Linked DNA regions of Homo sapiens: region 1 is linked to region 2. Evidence: chromatin loops called from intact Hi-C (ENCODE). Cell type or tissue: psoas muscle. All regions are shown on one strand. Each heading gives the region's core, and the rest is flanking DNA. Links, peaks and the distances in the headings are about the cores only.

Evidence for each region. A loop is a pair of places that touch in the nucleus more often than their neighbours do. Peaks named below come from ENCODE experiments on the same cell type or tissue, not always from the same donor. Only the 100,000 strongest peaks of a DNase experiment are listed, where the experiment ranks them.
Region 1: a loop joins it to region 2, with 2.2 times the contacts of the local background. A loop is called at or near these places in 3 of 110 quality-filtered maps.

The regions. Positions count from the first base shown.
Region 1 is chr6:16,665,103-16,675,507 of GRCh38, reverse strand. The region is part of intron 2 of ATXN1 (ataxin 1); the gene reads left to right. Among named protein-coding and RNA genes, the nearest start is that of ATXN1-AS1, 91 kb to the left of the region's middle. RefSeq lists an enhancer at 2,697-3,198 and a silencer at 4,733-4,812. In psoas muscle, for the core only: no CTCF peak of the experiment used is centred there; a DNase peak (open chromatin) is centred at 5,247.
Region 2 is chr6:16,327,383-16,337,787 of GRCh38, reverse strand. It overlaps ATXN1 (ataxin 1), which reads left to right. Exons shown (of 8, transcript NM_001128164.2): 7 at 9,318-10,405. The coding sequence starts at 9,478. LOC127903862 reads left to right here and starts at 9,357. Exons shown (of 1, transcript NM_001414722.1): 1 at 9,357-9,446. The coding sequence starts at 9,357. The coding sequence ends at 9,446. RefSeq lists a silencer at 5,396-5,690 and enhancers at 5,396-5,690, 9,853-10,405. In psoas muscle, for the core only: CTCF peaks have their summits at 5,492 (motif pointing left) and 6,260 (motif pointing right); DNase peaks (open chromatin) are centred at 2,937, 5,507 and 6,297; H3K27ac peaks cover 4,684 bases.

The DNA.
Region 1 (10,405 bases), core at 1,647-9,646, 340 kb before region 2:
TGCCATCAGGCCAATATCATTACATATAAATTCCCTCCACCCTTCGTTTTAATTTTAAAATATCTGAAAGGGGGAAAGGGAGAAGATTCCCTAATGAGTATGTTGTGTGATTCAGGACCTTGGCTCTTAGATCCTCAGTCATGTGATATTTTCAGATTTTATGGGACTATGGTGCAATTGAAGAAAGGCTTTTGACAGAAAATGTGAAATGATGAAGTCTTAGCACGGACTCATACGGCAGTATTTGATTGCGGGTTAATCTCCAAACGTTGAAATAAAGTGGATCTGTTAAAAAGCCATTGGTTACTTTCAGTTGCCAGGGGTGTGTATGCTCACATTCCTGGAAGCACATTCTATAAAGTCACCAATCTACAACACAGACACCCACCTCCCCCTAGACTTCAGAGAGCTCTGCTGGGCTGCAGCTTTCTACCAAAAGAGTTGTGTGCCTCTGAATTTCACATCCAACCTTGGAAGCTGCAGTCTGTTTAAGATTTCAGAAAGAATGGGGGCTATGTTTCCAGTTTACTGCTTTGTTATTTTGAAATTGAAAGTCTGAGCAGAATTCAGAACTACACAAAACAGGATCTTTTCACATGTTTGTTTAAGTCATGTTCTTGGCAAAAACTTGCTGAGGAAATGATCTGTTTCTCTAGGAGCATTGATTTCTTACTCCAGTACAGTGGCCATTTCCCAGGATCTCATTCCAAACCATCTGTTTTGCCATCAGAGCCAGCCTTTCAGTGAATGATCTCTTTGGTCTACACTGTGCTAAACCTTCTGATTGAAAGGATTTTTATTAATGAAATCTAGGTAATAAAGTTGCAGTGAACTTTAGGAAGTTCTCTGTAGGCAGGGCGTGGTGGCTCAAGCCTATAATCCCAGCATTTTCGGAGGCCAAGGTGGGCAGATCATGAGGTGAGGAGTTTGAGACCAGCCTAGCTAATACAGTGAAACCCCGTCTCTACTAAAAATACAAAAAAAAAAAAAATTAGCTGGGCGTGGTGGTGGGCGCCTGTAATCCCAGCTACTTGGGAGGCTGAGGCAGGAGAATCGCTTGAACCCATGAGGCGGAGCTTGCAGTGTTGCAGTGAGCCGAGATCACACCACTGCACTCCAGCCTGGCAACAGAGCGAGACTCCGTCTCAAAAAAAAAAAAAAAAAAAAAAAAGAAAGTTCTCTGTAACAGTCAAATAGCAAGTGCTGACCTCTGTCGCCTCTGTAGCAGCAGTATGGATGAATTGTGAGCTTGTTGGCTAGGTTGGGCTGCGGGTCATTGTGGAAAAGCCATGTTTCCCTTGCCTGTGGCTGGGAATAAGTATAGTGGGGCCATTTTAAAAAAAAGTCCTGTGGTTGAATTCTGAGTTTGAGCTGTTTTAAAATGTCAAACAGACTGAATCCTTGGGAGACTCATTTGAATGAGACCAGCAGCAATGTAAGAATATATATATATATAAAACACGTTAGAGCATTTCCATGTATGGGAGGGAACTGATGGAGAGAACACAGACCACCACATTAACTGCCACATGCTGTCAACCAGTGGATCTCAACTGGGGACCATTTTGCCCTCTCAGGACATTTGGCAATGTTTGGAGACACTTTTTGATCGTCCCAAATGGGAAAACAAGGTAGCAATACTGGCATCTAGTGAGTAGAGGCCAGAAATGCTGCTGAACATCCTGCAATGGGGCTGGGGGCATTGGCTCACACCTGTAATCCCAGCACTTTAGGAGGTCGAGGCAGGAGGATCGCCTGAGCTCAGGAGTTTGAGGCTGCAGTGAGCTGTGATGGCGTCACTACACTCCAGCCTGGGCAGCAGAGTCAGGGGTCTCTTGAATGAATGAATGAATGAATGATTTTTAAAAATCAATCAATCAATCAATATCATATCCTACAATGCACCAAACAGTCCTCTGCCTCAACCAAGGATCATCTGGCCCAAAATGTTAATAGTGCTGGAGTTGAGAAACCCTGCCTTAGACCCTTTCCTTCTCATAGTTTCCAAGCTGATAAATCAGCCTGCCTTGACAAAGGTGAGGAGGTAAGCTGCAGGCGTGAGTGGGAAGAGCAGGATAAGGAAGGAAACGGAGAAAAGAGGTAGCAGCATTGCATGAAAATAAACTACCCGGGCCATATCCCATTTGTGCCAAATTAATATTTGGGATTCTGTCTTTATGTGTTTGGTAAAGCCGGAAAGTATGTGGGTGGCTGGCTGGGCCATGGCCTTTGTGTTAGAGGTGACCTGAGTTTCTTCAAAGCACCTGTGTTAGTTTTTCATTGCTGCTGTAACAACTTATCAGGAACTTTGTGGCTTAAAGCAACTGTTTTTATCTGACAGTTCTGCAGGTCAGAAATCCAATACAGGTCTCACCAGGCTGAAATCAAAGTGTCAGCCAGGCTCATTCTCTGTAGGGACTCTAGAGAATAATTCATATCCTTGCCTTTTCCGTTTTCTTTCTTTTCTTTTCTTTTTTTTTTTTTTTTGGCGGGGGGGAACGGAGTCTCATTCTGTCGCCCAGGCTGGAGTGCAGTGGCACATATTGGCTCAGTGCCACCTCCGTCTCCAAGGTTCAAGCAATTCTCCTGCCTCAGCCTCCCAAGTAGCTGGGAGTAGCCCAGCACCATACCCAACTAAATTTTATATTTTTACTAGAGTGGGGTTTCTCCATGTTGGCCAGGCTGGTCTCGAACTCTCGACCTCAGGCGATCCACCCGCCTCGGCCTCCCAGAGTGCTGGGATCACAGGCATGAACCATCGTGCCTGGCCCACCTTTTTCCATTGTCTAGATGCCATTGTATTTCTTGGCTCCTGGCCCCTTCCCCTATCTTCAAAGCCATCAATGTTGCATCTCTCTGTGCTGTGTTTCCATAGTTGAATCTTCCTCTGACACTTCTTCCTCCTTCTCAGACTTTTAAACTTCCTTGCGATTACATTGGACCCACCTGTATCATCTCCCCATCTCCAGATCCTTAATGTCATCACATCTGTGAAATCGCTTTTACCACGAATTCACAGACTGATTCTGGGGATTAGGACGTGGGTATGTTTGAAGGTCCCTTGTTGTGCCTACCACAGACTCCAAGGCATTTACTAGAGCCACATTTTGCTGACTTGAGCTAGATGTAGCAAAAGAAGTGTTATAAAAATGGGTTTTTAAAAAAGCCTTTTTTTTTCCTGTGGTATAATTTTAGTGTTTAGAAGTAATTTTTCTTTTAATGCAGTATGACACAGAAAACATTTGGAGGATGTTGAAAAGTAATTGTTTAAATTGGCAAAGACACATTTCAGTAAGGGAGTAAACAAGAGGGAAACGTGTTGGGGGGAAAGGTGTGGGGAGGAAACTCTAGACCAGAGGCCCTAGGACTTGAATATACAACTTAGTCCTGTTGAAAATTCAGATTCCTGGGCCTTAAAGTATGTTAAATAGGTCAGGGGTGGGGCCCAGGAGTTGTACTTTTAACGAGCACCCTCCTGTGATTCATTTAACATAAAAGGTCCTTGGCTCACACTTGGAGAAACACTGCTGTAGAAACTCAAATACCTATTTTAAAACAAAGGTACATTTTAATCATTTAGTTTAAAATGAAATCATTGCATAATACTGATGTTAGAGGTTAGAATAAACATGTACTTAAGTTCTTGATATTCTTGTCATTTCAGTTACATGTCAGGGAATGTGATTTGTGTTTTGACGTATTCAAATCCTTGTCATATTCAACCATATTCGTATTCAAAATATATAATGATTTTGACCCTTGATTGTTCGAATTAAGACTGTCATCTTTTCTGTGTGATTAACTCTTGTGTTGATATAAATATGCCTTTGGCTTACTAATGTTCAGTAAGAACTAATGACTCTTGGGAATGTTAATAGACTCTGTGAGTCCCTTTTTAATCATTTGTAACCAGGCTGTCATTCCATGTTTGTTTGGAAGCTTAGAGATAACATTTATGAACTTTGTGACACATAGTAGTTGCTCAATAAATGTTAACTGTAGAAACACATTGATTAGTTTCACTTCAGAAATAGACACTTAGAGTTCAAAATTCCCATCTGCCTAGCTCCTGAGGCCCACTTTCTTACCAGAATCTTTCCTGATACCCTCTCCTGCATAAAATGGTTCCTCTTTTGAGACTTTGTAGCTCTTTTGTACTTCTCTTATTCTGTTACGTTACTGCAAAAAAAAAAAAAAAGAAAGAAAAGAAAAGTGCCAATTGTGTACATGCTTTCCTCCCTGCTGGAATGTAAACTTTGTAAAGGCATGATCCATAGCAGATACTTCTTATTACAAACTACCTGGCAGAATTTCTTTCTAAAGAACCTACTCAGTAAGCCTGTTGGTGAACTGAGCAACATTTGGACAATTATGGCATCATCTTACAATTTTTCAGCTATTGGTTTTCACTTGTTTAGAAATGTAAAACTTTGCAAGGACTTTTATAAAAGCAAATTTCAGAATAGTTATTCACTAAGCTTTTTTATGCTAATGATGTCATGCTATCAAAAATTAGCTAGAGTAAATGGACTGTAATGAGGATGGTTTGTAATCTAGATTATATGTTCCACATGTAACATCGAAATGAAATATAAAATTGAGTTGTTGGCATGTGGTTGTGGTGAGCAGAAGCAGTTATTATACATTACTTGGTAAAATTCATATTCATATCTTGTCAGTTTACAGTGAGCCAGAGATTAAAAATAACATTTGTTTCTGTTTTAGTAACTGCTTAAAAATATCCAAAATCATTTTATTTTCTTTAGCCTGACTTCTAGTAGTGTTTTGAATATGTGGCCTTTCAAGCAGTAATGAAATGCATCAATGCGACTTGGCAGTGCCTCACAGGACATGCTTCTAGGATCATTTTTAATGATTAAAAGTCAAATTGAGTTCTAAAAAACTGACCCAAAATATAGATGAGCCAAGTAAAAACGGAAGGAAATCTGAATAAAATCTTGGTTCTTGGTCCTCTGCATGTATCCTCCACATCTGTTTTCTCCAGATCTCTTTTTTCTTGCTTGTTGATAGCACAGAGGAAGATCGCAGAGAGTAATGTACTGTATATGTTTCACATCCCCCTTCCTCTTTAGTGATAGTTTGGAGAGTATACTGCAGTCACCATGGTTTTCAGTTTGGAGAGTACAAGGATCAGATCTGTATTTTCTAGAGCCAGCTTTTGTGGCATTCTGGAGAGGTGATTGGAGAACCATGAGAGCAGGCAGACATCTGGGTGAGAGGGCACGAGGGGTGAGTGACGGCAGAGCCAGACTTGCTGGAGAGGCAGAAAGGGAAGGATTCAAGTAGCATAACCAGGAAATAGAATTGATAGGATTTGGTCCCTGCTGACCTGTGGAATAAGGGGGAAGGCAGAGGAGTTGATTCTAGTATTTCTAAGTTGGGCCACTTAGTGATATTGGGGTACCAGGAACAGGCTTAGTGGACCCACAGAAGTGACCAGACCCAGGAGTCTCTCTGAGCGCCCACCCTGGCTTCTCTGTGTTGGCTTACCCTTTCTTGGTTGGGGGTCATGGGGTGGTCAGCTTCAGTGGTGTGGTCTGAGGTGACAGGTGCTCAGGAGTGAGGACAGGGAGTAGACATCACCAATGTGAATGTGGAGGTAGGCAACAAGAGTTATTCTAGAACTGACAAATTTAATATATTTTGCTGACTGCTGAGTTCCATTTGGACAAATACCTAATGCATTTGGGGCTTAAAACCTAGATGACGGGTTGAAGGGTACAACAAACCACCGTGATACATGTATACTTATGTAACAAACCTGCACGTTCTGCACATTTGTCCCAGAACTTAAAGTAAAAAAAAAAAAAAAAAAAAAAGATTGTTCAGTTCAGTTCAGAGAGCAATAGGAGCAGTTTGCTATTCACCAAATAGGGACATCAATTCTTTACTGATTAATAGCAGTGATTCAGAAAACTGCCTTTTGTAGTAGAGCACACCAAGGGGGTCTGCCGGATGGAAAAAGAGAACAGTGCTTTGTGAACTATAATTGTTGCCATAAGTAAATACTTAAAATACACTAAAATGGCAACATCAGGAAACATGACTAAGGAGTCAGTGTACGCCACGCCCTTTCCCCCACCTTTGTGGTTGTTGAAAATTTCCACCAAGAGTGATGTATACAAAAAAGGGTAAGATCAGGGTGTTAGGTTTCAGAGGAAGGCAAAAACTTGTGTGATTCTATAAATGGAGCTTACAAATGGAAATGCACCATTCAAGGCAGAAAGTCTATCACAGTCATTAGGAATAAGCATTAGAGTGATTCTCCTTTCTTAACTTCTGCACAGAAGTTTGATGTGGTAAAGAAACAGTCTGCTCTTAGCCATGTTCCTTGAAAATACATGTCTTCAATTACTTGGTTTGTCTGAGAGAAAGGAGGGTTTGGAGGAGAAGGAAATGCCTCGTGAGTTTGACATACTATGGGAGGATTGTTGTTATTATTGCTTGATTTACATGCTCTCATTTTATACAAAGTGTACAGCACAATTTCTCAAAGAGTAATTATGATGCCAAGAAAATGGGGTGGATTCTGGGCTTCCTGCAGTCTGTCATCCAAATAATAATATTCATTACAAAGATCCTTACCCAGGAGGCCAAGGTGGGAGGATTGCTTGAGGCCAGGAGTTCAAGACCAGACTGGGCAACATAGACCCCTATCTCAAAATAAAATAAAGTAAATAAAATAAAATAAAATAAAAAATAAAATAAAATAATAAAAGCTCCATACCAGTTTGTGGCATTCCTACTGAAAACAGAGGTATACGAAATGCTTGAACAGGGCATGGAACTGGAGGTATGGATGTCATTAAGAATGGCTGAGAATTTTTTGCCAAGAGTTAGTATACTATCCTACTTTATTCTATTTCAGTTTGCAGTAGGACAGACCTAATTCTCTTCCCTGAGAAAGTCACAAATAAACTAGCATGGAGCTTCTCAGTGGGCACCCTTGGCTGAACTCTATAGACTCCTGTTCTCTTTAATAATATCTAAAGCTTCTGGTTCAATTACATGGCTAATATCTTGACTCTCAAGACCAAAAGGCAAGATGTTTAAAAATAAAATCAACGTTAAAAACATGCCTGTGTTCCATGGACACAGGAAGGGGAACATCACACACTGGGGCCTGTTGTGGGGTTGGGGGAGGGGGGAGGGATAGCATTAGGAGATATACCTAATGCTAAATGACGAGTTAATGGTTGCAGCACACCAACATGGCACATGTGTACATATGTAACAAACCTGCACATTGTGCACATGTACCCTAAAACTTTAGTAATAAAAACAAAAAAATAAGAAAACAAAAACAAAAAAAACATGCCAGTGTTCTTTAGTCCTCACTCAATTAGAGAAAAATGAGAGCAAGCATGATATTTTGTATCTGGCACTATGTGCACTGCCTTGAGAGATTTCTCTAGAAGGTTTTAAGAACATCTGTCATCTATTAATAGTTACGAAAGCCGAGACTCACACAAATGAGGCAACATTACAGGGGGTCAGAGAGCACATAGGTAAGCCCACCTTGATGGGAGTCCTGGCCCGAGGCACTTTGGGGAAAGAGTGAGCTGCAGTGGTTATAGAAAGACAAATGTCTTGAGCCGGGCATTGAAAAATGACTAAGAATAATCTAGAAAGTGTTCAGTATGTTTTTAACGATTGTGGGTTAGCAGAAGGAAAGCCATCTGAGGTGAGAGAAATAATAAGCAAAGGGGACAGAGGTGGATGGTGAATCAACTGACCCAAGGGAGTTAAGCGTTTAGAAAGCACTTCAAAAGGATAACACTACATAGCTCCTTGCCTTACTGTGGTGCCTTAGAGATGACTGGCATTTTTGCAGAGCTTGTTTCATAAATGTGCTTTCAGAGGAATAAACAGGGGATTCGGGCTGGGCTGAGGATACCTTGAATTTTGTTTACAGACCATCATTTTGTTTACAGAACATCAGTGCTCTATCCTCATGTCCTTCTAAGAATCAAAAGTTTTAACCTCACAGAATCCAGCGTGTGGCTTGTGAGTGAGACTCCTTTTTCCATGTGATAACCGGTCTGCTTTGGGGAGGCAAAAGAATCTTACCGACACGTACATATTTTAGGATGGGCTCTGAGCCAATTCATCAAGCCAACTCCTCACTTTGAAACAAGAAAGTGAAGAGGATGTTTCATGATTGTGGAATACCTGCCAGAGGAAGAATCTACCGAAGTTCAGTCAACTATTAATTGGAAAGGAGGCAGCAGACTGAGGAGATAGAGAATCTTTGCTCTCAGGTGGATGGAGGTTGGAGTCCTCAATCTGTCACTTGTGGGTACATTATGTAGCTCCTTCACCTCCATTTCTTTATTTATTAGAAGGCGGGTAATAAAAGTGTCCACTGCCTAGGATGGTTCTAGGGCTTAGAGGAGATAATGAAACTCAAGGGCTTAACATGTGAATGTTAGCTATTATCATTGCATGTGTCCATTAACACCCAAAGATAACCAGTGTTGTTTAGTAGTTCTTTGCGTATTTTCTTTCTAAATAGATAATGATTTATAATTTACCTAGTTACTTCATGAATTGATTTCATGAAAAAGGTCTTTCTGAATCTCTTTCCATGTACTTTAAAAGTTTATTCCTTTAGTTAAAAGAAATTTTAACTAGATTCTTAAAGCCTAGATTGGAAGAAAGTGTTTGCTAAAAAAAAAGTCATGGCTGGGTGCAGTGGCTCACACCTGTAATGCCAGCACTTTGGGAGACCGAGGCGAACGGATCACAAAGTCAGGAGAGCAAGACCATCCTGGCCAACATGGTGAAACTCCGTCTCTACTATAAATGCAAAAAGTAACTGAGTGTGGTGGCATGTGCCAGTAATCCCAGCTACTCGGGAGGCTGAGGCAGGAGAATCACTGGAACCAGGGAGTCAGAGGTTGCAGTGAGCTGAGATCACAGTACTACACTCCAGCCTGGTGACACAGCTAGACTCCAAAAAAAAAGAAAGAAAGAAAAGAAAAGTCATGTATATATCCAGAAGAAAGGAAATCAGTATATTGAAGAGATACCTGCACTCCCATGTTTGTTGCAGCTATTCATTATAGCCAAGATATGGAATCAATCTAAGTCTCCATCAATGAAGGAATGGATAAAGAAAATAAGGTACATATACACAGTGGAATATTATTCAGCCATACAAAAGAATGAAATTCTGTCATTTGTAACAACATGGCTGGAACTGGAAGACGTTATGTTAAGTAAAATAAGCCAGGCACAGAAAGACAAATATCACATATTCTCACTCATATGAGGGAGCTAAGAAACATGACGTCATGGAGACAGAGAGTAGAATGATGGTTAGCAGAGGATGGAAAGGGTAGTGAGGAGGGAGGAATAAAGAGAGGTTGGTTAGTGGCTATAAAAATATAGTTAGATAGTAGGAATAAGAGCTAGTGTTCAGTAGCACAATAGGGCAACAATAGTTAACAATAACTTATTGTATATTTCAAAATAACTAGAGGAATGAATTTGGAATGTCCCTAACAAAAAGAAATGAAGTGATGGGTATCCCAAATACCTTGATTTGACCATTACACATTGTGTGCTTGTATCAAAAAATCACATGTACCCAATAAATATGCACAACGATCATGTACCCATAAAAATAAAACAAAATTAAAAATGCACACTTCTCACAGTTTCTTGCCTAGTAGAATCCAAGTAAATACAGTTTTCCGCCCACAGATAACTCTTCCCTCTGGTGCCCTCATGGTTTATCTCATGTTCTTGACCACATGGGTTAATGGTCTTTGTTAGGTTGTACTCAGTGATCCCCAAGAGGACAAATGGTGGGAATTATGGAAATTGAGGCCAGAAGGAAACCTAGAGTTCTGTGCTTTTACTTCCAGTAGGGATCTGTGGGGTTTAGAATGTCTGCCTGGTCAGCAGTTCTCACTTTGGGAACCCCCCCACCCCCACCCAAGACCTTTTCTGGAGGGACATCTGTAAGATCAAGATTATTTTTATGGTAATACTAAGACATTATTTACCTATTCCATTCCCATTCTCTTCCATGTGTACAGCGGAGTTTTTCAGAGGCTATATGATGTGTGATGATATTGTGTAATGAAATGTGTCAACTTTTGGAAGATTTGCATAATTCACTGAACTAATATAATTTTCCAAATGACCAGGGTATGATGTTACAAAATCATGCATAGCTAAAGATCCATCCAAAGTTCAAGATAGACTAATGAATTTTAATATAAAAGAATACTTAGAGTTTATTTCTATGCTTCAGATTCCATGGTGCTGCTCCCCTTTAAGAAACTACCACTTATTGAGTTTTGGTATGATATAAAAAAAGAATATCCACAATTGCTGAAACTATTGGCCACATCTTCTCCACATACTTCAACCA
Region 2 (10,405 bases), core at 843-8,842:
ATGAGAACCACTAACTCCAGGCAGCGTGGAAAGCATCTGTGTAACTGTTCCCAGCCTTCAACCAGAGTGGTGGATAAACAGAAACGTGGGTGCCCCCGGGTAGCTAACCTGGAATGCACTACGCTTTAAAGCAAAAAAGTATTTGCTTCTGTATTGAATCAGGAAAGGTCTTGACAGAAAGGCATTTCCAGCTTTTCTTAAAAACTCCAACTCAACCTCTGTCAGACAATTCATTTGGGACCAGCTTGGATCCAGATGGTTATTTTTCCATCTTGAGCCTTTCCAGGAATTCCGGCATGGGCAGGCCGCCAGAGACACTGGCTACACAGCCACTGCAGCGCGTTTTCCATGTGAGCCGGCTTCTAGGGATGGCCCAGCCAAGCTGTGGCCCCGCCCCTCCTCCTTCCTCATCCAGGCTGATCCTCCAGCTCTCACGGACATGTGCCATGAGCCACGCAGGGGGACCCCAGCCACATGGCCGATGTCCTGATGTTTCCAGGGGTGGCAGAGCTCACTAACTGCACCCCCAGAACTGTCATCTGCTCACTACGAATAGCAATGGCAGAAGCCAGGAATCTAAGAATTGATGAAGCCTGGCCCTCCATTATGTGGACAGGTAGTAGCAAATCACTCAGCCCCACTTAGGGATAAGGGAGACAGCAACTTAACCACGTGCCAAGCAGACAAGTTCAGCAGAATGGCAGCCAGTGCAGCTGTGTGTCTTGAGGAATTCTTTCCAGCCTCCCCTTCAAGGCCCTTAATCAAAGAACAACTCCCCACTGGACGCAGAGCTACCCAAGCCAGCGACCACCCGAATGAGACTATTATTTTGGGTGGATTTAAATTTTTTAATCATTGCTTCAAGTATAGTCGTATCCATTGCCCAAAAAGTCTATAGATGCATGGGGTCAAAAAACACTACTATTCGTGGTGCTGATAATATAAGTAGTGGGGCTGCTTTTCTCCTGCCTTTGCTTGACCCACTGCAGTCCCAGCTGGCAGTGGTAGTGGCAGATTCCCCTGACCCAACCACCCCCAGGAAGGTCTTGCCTCAAAGAAAAGGAAAATGTGGTGTGTGCTGCTGGCTGCCACGGACTCAGGGGAGCCTGTGCCAGGTTGCAGGCTTGAACTTGCTTCTTGTGACACTAGAGGGAGAGAGCTTGTTTCAAAAGCATGTTAGTGCTCTCAGTTCCTCACGTCCGACCTGTGCCAGAGGCTCCTTCTGCAGTCTCACCACTCCTATGGCCTGGATCACAATTGGGTGGGTGGTCTTGAACTTGGCTGCTGAGCCTGAGGTCCCCTGCTTGCTTGCCTGGGAAATACAAACATCCTGACCTCTCTTCCTTGGTCACTGATCAGTCTCTTCCTTACTGAACGTCTCACCAGCTGCAGTTCTTGATTAGTCAACATGGTGCAGAGGTCCCCTAGACATCTTTTCCCCTACTTATCCCTGTGCATTCTGTCCCTTTTCTACATGAAAAATAAATAGGCATATTTGCTATGAGGCTGCCATCGCCATAGCCAGGAGGTGAGTGTAACCCGCATCATGGTTGGGTAGACTAAGAAAGTGATTTCCAGTGCTAGTTCTACCTCTGACTGTATGGCCTTGGGAAAACCTCAGTGTCCTTATCTGGAAAATGGAGATAATAATACAAACCTCACAAATTTGTTATGAAGAGTAAATGAGATATTTAAGTAAGGTTCTTGGCATGTATAATAAGTAATCAATAAATGGAAGATATTTGGATTGGTTTCTTAGGGCTGCCATAATAAATTACCAAAACATATCGTGGCTTAAAACAACAGAAAAGTATTCTCTAACACTCCTGGAGGCTTGAAGTCTAAAATTAAGGTGCTGGTGGAGCCATGTTCCCTTCATAGGCTCTAGGGGATAATCTTTCCTTGCTTCTTGCTGCTTCTAGTAGCTTCGGGTGATCCTTGGCTTGGGACTGCGTCATTCCAGTCTCTCTGCCTCTGCCTCCACAGGGCCTTTGCCTCTGTACATCTCACATCTTTCTCTGCCTTTCTCTTATAAGGACATTTGTCTTTGAATTGAGGGCCCACCTGGATCATCCAGCATGATCTCATTTCCAAATCCATAATTACATCTGCAAAGACCCTTTTTCCAAATAAAGCCATTCCCAGGTTCTGAGTGGGCATAACTTTTAGGGATCTACCATTCAACCCACTGTCCTTCCTTATTCATGATAAAAATTAAGATACATAAAATTATTTATTTTTTATGTCCTTAGGCCCTCGTGTGGACTCCTTCTAGCTTGGATTACGAGCTTTCATTTCTTGCTTTTTCTCTTCTCACTCACTACACTTCCGTGAAGAGCAAGATCCCATGTCCCAGGGGTGCAGAGCCGAGAAGGGAAACCCGAGCGCGTTGGGGCGAGGCTCTCAGACAGCATCTTCTACAAAGTTGTGCCAGGTCCCAGCTCGCCTCTCTGGTGGTTTCTGGCCTGGATGTCTCTAGACAGGGCCTTCAGTCCCCTTCAGGAGCCTCCTCATTTTGGGCCAAGAGGCCTGCCCCATGAAGCTCCACGCTTAGATAGACATGGAAGAGAAGGTCAATAGTCAGTTTCCACTGAGGACACAGCAAGAAGAAATTGTGACAGTAGACTGGGATGACAAGCCAGCCACCTTGACACAGAGTGGAATCACAGTCTCAGAATGTTCCTAATGGCAAAAAAATGTAGAGTAAGTAGTTCGAACACCCAACCAGGGCAGGGACCCCTACCCCATATCCCTGAGTTTCTATCCTGACCCTTGGGGTGACCCAGAGATCCCTGACTCATGAGGCAGCCCAGTCCATTTTTAACCATTCTCATTGCTTCCTAATGCTGCAGCTTTTTCTGTTCTTCCCCAGGGCACTCATTCCCAGTTGTCTCAGCTGTTACTCATCTGCTTGCCTCCAGACCTCTTGCGCAACTGATCACTCCCCCTAGACATGCCCCATCCTTCCCACGTGCCTTTGCAGCAGGATTTCAACTGTGGCTTTACCCGTGCCATCTATGGTTGCAGTATTTATTCCCTTATTCTGAACATTGTTTTCTTTCTCTTTTCTTGAGACAGGGTCTTGCTTTATCACCTAGGCTGGAGTGCAGTGGAGCAATCATGGCTCACTGCAGCCTCAACCTCCTGGGCTCAAGCAATCCTCCTGCCTTAGCCTCCTGGGTAGCTAGGACCACAGATGCAAACCACCATGCCTAGCTAATTTTTTTTATTTTTTGTAGAGACAGGATCTCGATATGTTGTCCAGGCTGGCCTTGAGCTCCTGGGCTCCCAAAGTGCTGGGATTACAGGTGTGAGCCACTGAACCCAGCCTGAACATTATATTTTTTTTAATGAAGGTTATAATTACTATACTTTTTAAGAACCCTACCAAATGGTTGTTCATATTGAGTGTATAGTCAAACAAAAACTTTCTGGGCTCTTTCATTGAAACCATTATTAAACCAGATCTCTTCAACCCTGCTAGTAGGCTAATTGAGCTGTTGAAACCAAGGGCAGGCATTTACATTTATTCTCATTGATCTTAATTTTCCTGGTTTGGTACCATCACTTCCGGCTTCTTAAGATATATTTGAATCTTATTCGCAACATATATCCCTTCTAGCCTTCTGTTACTTCGAAATATGATAACCAAAACACTGTATTAGTATTGAATAGAACAGAACTAAAAATAGAGTTCTGGCATACCATTTGCTTCACACTGACATTGAACAATTGAGGTCCCCGTCATACATACTAGAAACGGAATGAGTGTTTGATGAATGAATGTGTGATCCACTTTGGGGGCATGCCTGTTCAGTCAACCATAAAGGCATCTAATTATAGCTATCATCCAATCCACCTTTCTCCATTCTAGATACTCCAAGCATGTCGGGTTTGGACCTGTTTTTAATGCTTGGCCAAAATGAAGTGCTTTCTGCCAGTGCACCACACAGGCCTTCCAGTTTAGTGATGTAATAAAGCTGGAAGGAGATTGGTGAGTCAGCACTTTGAGAATCCTTGACATGCCCAAGTAACCTCTGTCCTCACACCCAGGTATTCTGCCCTCTTCAGTGTTTGCATACGTAGTTTTTCCAGTCCTGGCACAAGCTCATCAGCCTGCTCTTCCTCTTCTTTAAAGCTGAAACCGTGCCCTGTTTGTCCATAGATATACAGGCCAGGCAGCCATGGGTTCATTCAAACTGAGAAGCACAGGATTGGGGGTGTAGGAAAAGCAACCCATTTTCTTGCCCTAGGTTTAAGATGTATTTTTAGGAGTTTATATATCAAATTCTAAGAGCATCTTCCATTCTGAGCAGTTGGCTGCTATTTACTGGACTTGCAGTCAGTGGGCATATATTCCCCACATCCCTAGCACAGAAGCATCTCATTTTCCTATCACTTCCCAAGCAGTCTGAATCCATGGTAATAGCAAAAAATTTCTCGAAATGAAATTATAGCAAAGAAAGAAGTGTGGAGCTTCCTTTGTTAAATTTCATTTTTCTTCCTGGGAATGATTGAGTTGTGTATAAAATTTATGATAATAGCCTTTTTAAAGTATATTTCTCTGCAGTTGTGTAAAGAACCAGAAGAAAAGCAGCATTTGTTATTTGCAGCCGTATTAGGTTTAGATGACCCCAGAGGAAGCAGTGGAGCATCACCTAAATATTAGATGTTTATCTCCGAGGCTCCATCAACTCTGTGTTTACGTACAACACCTAGTTTGGTTTCCCAGTGCCTGCTCCATTAGGAAGAGGCTAGAGATGTTTAATTTGCTTAAGAGTTTAGCAGTAGAAAATTTAATCGGATAGCTGCTAGGGTTTCTCAAACCTTACTGTGCATAGAATCATCTGGATATCTTGTTAAAATGCAGGACTGGGTGGGGCCTGAGAGTCTGCATTTCCAGCAAACTTGCAGAGGATGCTGATGTCACGGGTCGGAGGACCACACTTCGACTAGCAAAGCCTTATACCACTGGGCTAAATTTAGAAATTATGATAGAGAGATAGTTAATGTAGCTCTAAAGCGGCTTAAGATGAATGTATTCAGAACAGTGATTATCAGGCAAACCATGGGTAGCAAACTCTAAATACATTTGTCTTGATTCATCTATTAACTCTCCCTCCAATTTCCCTTTTCCAATAGGAATGTTTAAACAGTGCGATCTGCATATGTGGCTCTCTGGTAATTTGGCATTGATATAATTGTGCATGGCCCCATGTTTGGAAGAAATCTTTTTGTTGTGGCAGGTGCTTCCAGAGATAAACTCCTCGGGGGTCCCCTGGGAGGGCAATTCAGGACACAGAGGCCAGTTGTCTGCAACTAGAGACTCTAAGAGCAGAAATCCCACTCTCCTTTTTTCTTTTTTCTTCTTTCGTTTCTTTTTCTCTCTTCCTTATTTTCCAAATCTACTTTTCCACCTTCATAAGTTACTTCTTTGTTGTTTAGTCCCATGATCACCCGATAGACCAGGAATGTGGTGCCATCCTGGGGCGCCCTCTGGTGGTTCATTGAAAATACAGCAAGACCCAATCTCTACCCGTGGGTTTCCCCTTATCAGTACTGAAAGCTTACGGGGCCCAGAGAAGGGACACATACCTCAGCGTTAGAGAGCCCTGTCTGCTCCGTGCTGCACTGGTAAATAGCCCTAAATGTAGGAGGAGGATGGGTGGAAACTTTTATCGGTTTGGCCCCAGCTCGCTGCAACTGCTGTCTTAATCATTGTGTCCTTGATTTCTCATTGGCAATCTCTGGAAAAGATGCTGTTTATCAATGGATAAGTTTTCAGAAGAATAAATTTGGATTTGTGTGTTAAGGCCAATATGTCTTAGCAATCATTTCGCAGAAGACCAGTCCAGTGAGTCTTCAGGGCTGACTAAGCCGATGTCTCTCAAATAAACAGTATAATTAAACCTGAGCACTACTGAGAACCAAGTCAGCATTCTTTTTCAAATTTACGAAAGCTGGCTTCCTAAAGAAGTACCTTCAGAGGAGTTTTCTAGTTTTGTGTATTGTGCATTCAATTGTACAGGCAATGTTACATTTGCATTGCTAATAGACCCTTCCTGAATGTGTTTGACATTTTACTTGGCTTTGAAAGGACTTTTATGCCGCTGCTTTTTCTTCCCTAGTGCTGCCTTGGGCTAATTAACCTATTCCCTTACTGGCTGGGCCTACTATATGCAAATGTTCTCATTTTGCATTCTGACACATCACTCTTGCATAAATATCCCTCATGAAACCCTGTGGGGTTTTATTGGATCAGTGCTGCAGGAGGGCCAGCAGGGGGCGCATGGACTGGTTCTCTCTGAGTAGGTCTCACGCATGAGTTTTCCTTGCTCGTTGGTATGGAAATGTGGGAGCGTTTGGCATTCCCTTTCTTAAGAGTGAGTCTTGAAATTTAAAGATAAAAGTTCATTATTAGAACTTCTTTTTACAAGGGAAGGCTGTACAGAACACAGTTATTTGTCACTTACAAAAACCCTAGGTGGGCAGGGCGCAGTGGCTCACGCCTGTAATCCCAGCACTTTGGGAGGTAGAGGCTGGTGGATCATTTGAGGTCAGGAGTTCGAGACCAGCCTGGCCAACATGGTGAAACTCCGCCTCTACTAAAAATACAAAAATTAGCCAGGCATGGCGGCAGCCGCCTATAATCCCAGCTACTCAGGAGGCTGAGGCAGGAGAATCGCTTGAACCCGGGAGGCGGAGGTTGCAGTGAGCCGAGATTGGCACATTGCCCTCCAGCCTGGGCGACAGAGTGAGACTCCATCTCAAAAAAAAAACACCTGGGTTGCGAGAGTAAATAAGTGACATTACTCCTTCAACACTTCATTTCTTCAGCATAAGTGTTTTAGGGTTTTTTTAACCTTATTTTTCATTTCCGTCCCAGTCTTTAAGCGCCTCTCTTGTCATATGAGAAATTCTATTCTTACTGAAATGTCCTTTGATATCGAGACACCAAATTTCTAAACCTGCACCTTCCTAGATATCTGATCAAAATCATTAAGGATTGAGAACTTTCTGTTGTATCATTTGTCATTTCATTATGATGTTCATTGATGATGTTGGAGCAAAACCAATAAGGGCCATTAAATCATTGCCCCTTCCAAGCTGGCTGCAGTGGCTCATGCCTGTAATCCCAGCACCGGGAGGCCAAGTGGGTGGATCACTGAGGCCTGTTCAAGACCAGCCTGGCCAACATGGCAAAACCCCACCTCTACAAAAAGTACAAAAATTAGCCGGGTGTGGTGGCGTGCACCTGTAGTCCCAGCTACCTGGGAGGCTGAGGTGGGAGGATCACTTGAGCCCAGGAGGCACAGGTTGCAGCAAGCCGAGATCACGCCACTGCACTTCAGTCTGAGCAACGAAGCAAGACCTTTTCAAAAAAAAAAAAAAAAAAAGGAAGGAAGGAAGGAAAAAAATCATTGCCCCCTCTAAAAAATAGTTACAAAGTAGGGGGCAGAGTAGAGAAAGGGGGTTATGTTTCAGTAGGGATTTCAGTGTTGCTCCAACATGGACAAGGATTGAATGCTGAAGGCCGCTACTTTATTGTGTTTGTTTTAAAATCGGATCATTGGCTACACACAGTGGCTCATGCCTGGAATCCTAGCACTTTGGGAGGCCAAGGAAGGAGGATTTCTTGAGGCCAGGATTTCAAGACCAGCCTGGTTAACATAGCAAGACCCCATCTCTCCAAAGAAAGAAAGAAAGAAAGAAAGAAAATCAGATCATTGAAAAGAGGGTCTGGATGTGAGATACCAAAACCCAAGGGTGTGGAATTCCCAAAGCCCAATCCCACAGCTCTCAGAATCACAGCATGTTGCACTGTGCATACCTACAGCTGCTACCTGTGGAAGCAATCACATCCGCTGCTTGCTAGCCTGGGTCATGTCAGTTCCACTGATATTTGGCCTCTTGTCTGTTGGGCATTGGTTTGCCCACACAGCAGCAGTAACTCAGACTTCAGTGGTTAGTAAGAGACTGAGATACTTGACCATAAGAACTGGCTCCAGGGTCACCATTTGTATGTCCAGGTTTGAACACACTGATCTGATTTGTCTGAAAGAGCTGTCGTCTCTAGTGTTAATGGCGAGTTGTTACTTTCCAATGAGAAAGGGGACGGTGTGAAGGGGAACTTCAATGACAACTTGAAAAGGAAGAGAGAGATGGACAAACCAAGCATGTAACCCACTGAGAAAACATTCAGTGCACTAGCCCTATTTTTGTATGGTATTTGGGTTTTTTAACCATAATCAAATTCGGTTTTTAACAGTCTCACTCCGTCATCATATGAGTGGCTGTACTGGGAATTCTTTTGAAACTTGCAGAGAACAGGATTATTTCTGGCGGCCTCTGCTGAGTTGGCGTGTGTGTGTGTGTTTGTGTGTGTGTGTATTAGGGAGAGGAAATCGTAGGTCCAGTGTGGACCCAGAGCTAAGGGGAATCTTGGAGAGTAGTGGCTCTGGCAGATGAGGATTCAGAAATCGAGTGCAAGGACTGTTCTGGACTTTCACTGCTAACCTGCTTTTTCTCAGTGCCTGGCTCTGAGGGCAGGGTCCAGCTGGTGTCATGCTCTCCAAGGGCTTCATTTTATGTTCCAGCCAGGCAAAGGAGAGGTGAGAAATGGAACCAACATTTCTGAAAAGGAAATTTAAGAACTGCATCATCTGCCCTTGAAGAAGAAAAGGAGAAAAAAAAACAGGAGAGAGGGTATTGAGAACATCTTAGGGGAGTTGTTAACTCCATTAAAAAATATATGTGTTACAGTGTTCACTTGCCCAGTGTCTTCATAATCTTCCTTTATAATGTGCAGCTGCCACGGCTAGTGTTTTTGTTTTTGTTGTTGTTGTTTTGTTTCGTTTTTGGAGACAGAGTGTCGCTCTGTTGCCCAGGCTGGAGTACAATGGTGCAATCTCGGCTCACTGCAACCTCTGCCTCCTGGGTTCAAGCAATTCTCCTGCCTCAGCCTCTCAAGTAGCTGGGACTACAGCCGTGTGCCAGCTAATGTTACACCAGGCTAAATTTGTTTTTTATTTTTTATTTTTGGTAGAGACGGGGTTTCACCATGTTAGCCAGGATGGTCTTAATCTCCTGACCTCGTGATCTGCCTGCCTCGGCCTCCCAAAGTGTTGGCTAGTGTTTTCTCTGCTTCAGTGCTTGGGGTATGATTGGGTTATGGGAGTTCACACCGAGTCCAGGGCCTAGTCTTAATCTTGCCAAAGATGTTCTTTCCCCGGTGCTCATGTTCTGATGTCCTTTCCCTCCTTCCCTTTCTCCTCCCTTTCCTTTTCCCTTTGTCACTGCCCTCTTCCCTTTCCCAGCATCCAGAGCTGCTGTTGGCGGATTGTACCCACGGGGAGATGATTCCTCATGAAGAGCCTGGATCCCCTACAGAAATCAAATGTGACTTTCCGTTTATCAGACTAAAATCAGAGCCATCCAGACAGTGAAACAGTCACCGTGGAGGGGGGACGGCGAAAAATGAAATCCAACCAAGAGCGGAGCAACGAATGCCTGCCTCCCAAGAAGCGCGAGATCCCCGCCACCAGCCGGTCCTCCGAGGAGAAGGCCCCTACCCTGCCCAGCGACAACCACCGGGTGGAGGGCACAGCATGGCTCCCGGGCAACCCTGGTGGCCGGGGCCACGGGGGCGGGAGGCATGGGCCGGCAGGGACCTCGGTGGAGCTTGGTTTACAACAGGGAATAGGTTTACACAAAGCATTGTCCACAGGGCTGGACTACTCCCCGCCCAGCGCTCCCAGGTCTGTCCCCGTGGCCACCACGCTGCCTGCCGCGTACGCCACCCCGCAGCCAGGGACCCCGGTGTCCCCCGTGCAGTACGCTCACCTGCCGCACACCTTCCAGTTCATTGGGTCCTCCCAATACAGTGGAACCTATGCCAGCTTCATCCCATCACAGCTGATCCCCCCAACCGCCAACCCCGTCACCAGTGCAGTGGCCTCGGCCGCAGGGGCCACCACTCCATCCCAGCGCTCCCAGCTGGAGGCCTATTCCACTCTGCTGGCCAACATGGGCAGTCTGAGCCAGACGCCGGGACACAAGGCTGAGCAGCAGCAGCAGCAGCAGCAGCAGCAGCAGCAGCAGCATCAGCATCAGCAGCAGCAGCAGCAGCAGCAGCAGCAGCAGCAGCAGCAGCACCTCAGCAGGGCTCCGGGGCTCATCACCCCGGGGTCCCCCCCACCAGCCCAGCAGAACCAGTACGTCCACATTTCCAGTTCTCCGCAGAACACCGGCCGCACCGCCTCTCCTCCGGCCATCCCCGTCCACCTCCACCCCCACCAGACGATGATCCCACACACGCTCACCCTGGGGCCCCCCTCCCAGGTCGTCATGCAATACGCCGACTCCGGCAGCCACTTTGTCCCTCGGGAGGCCACCAAGAAAGCTG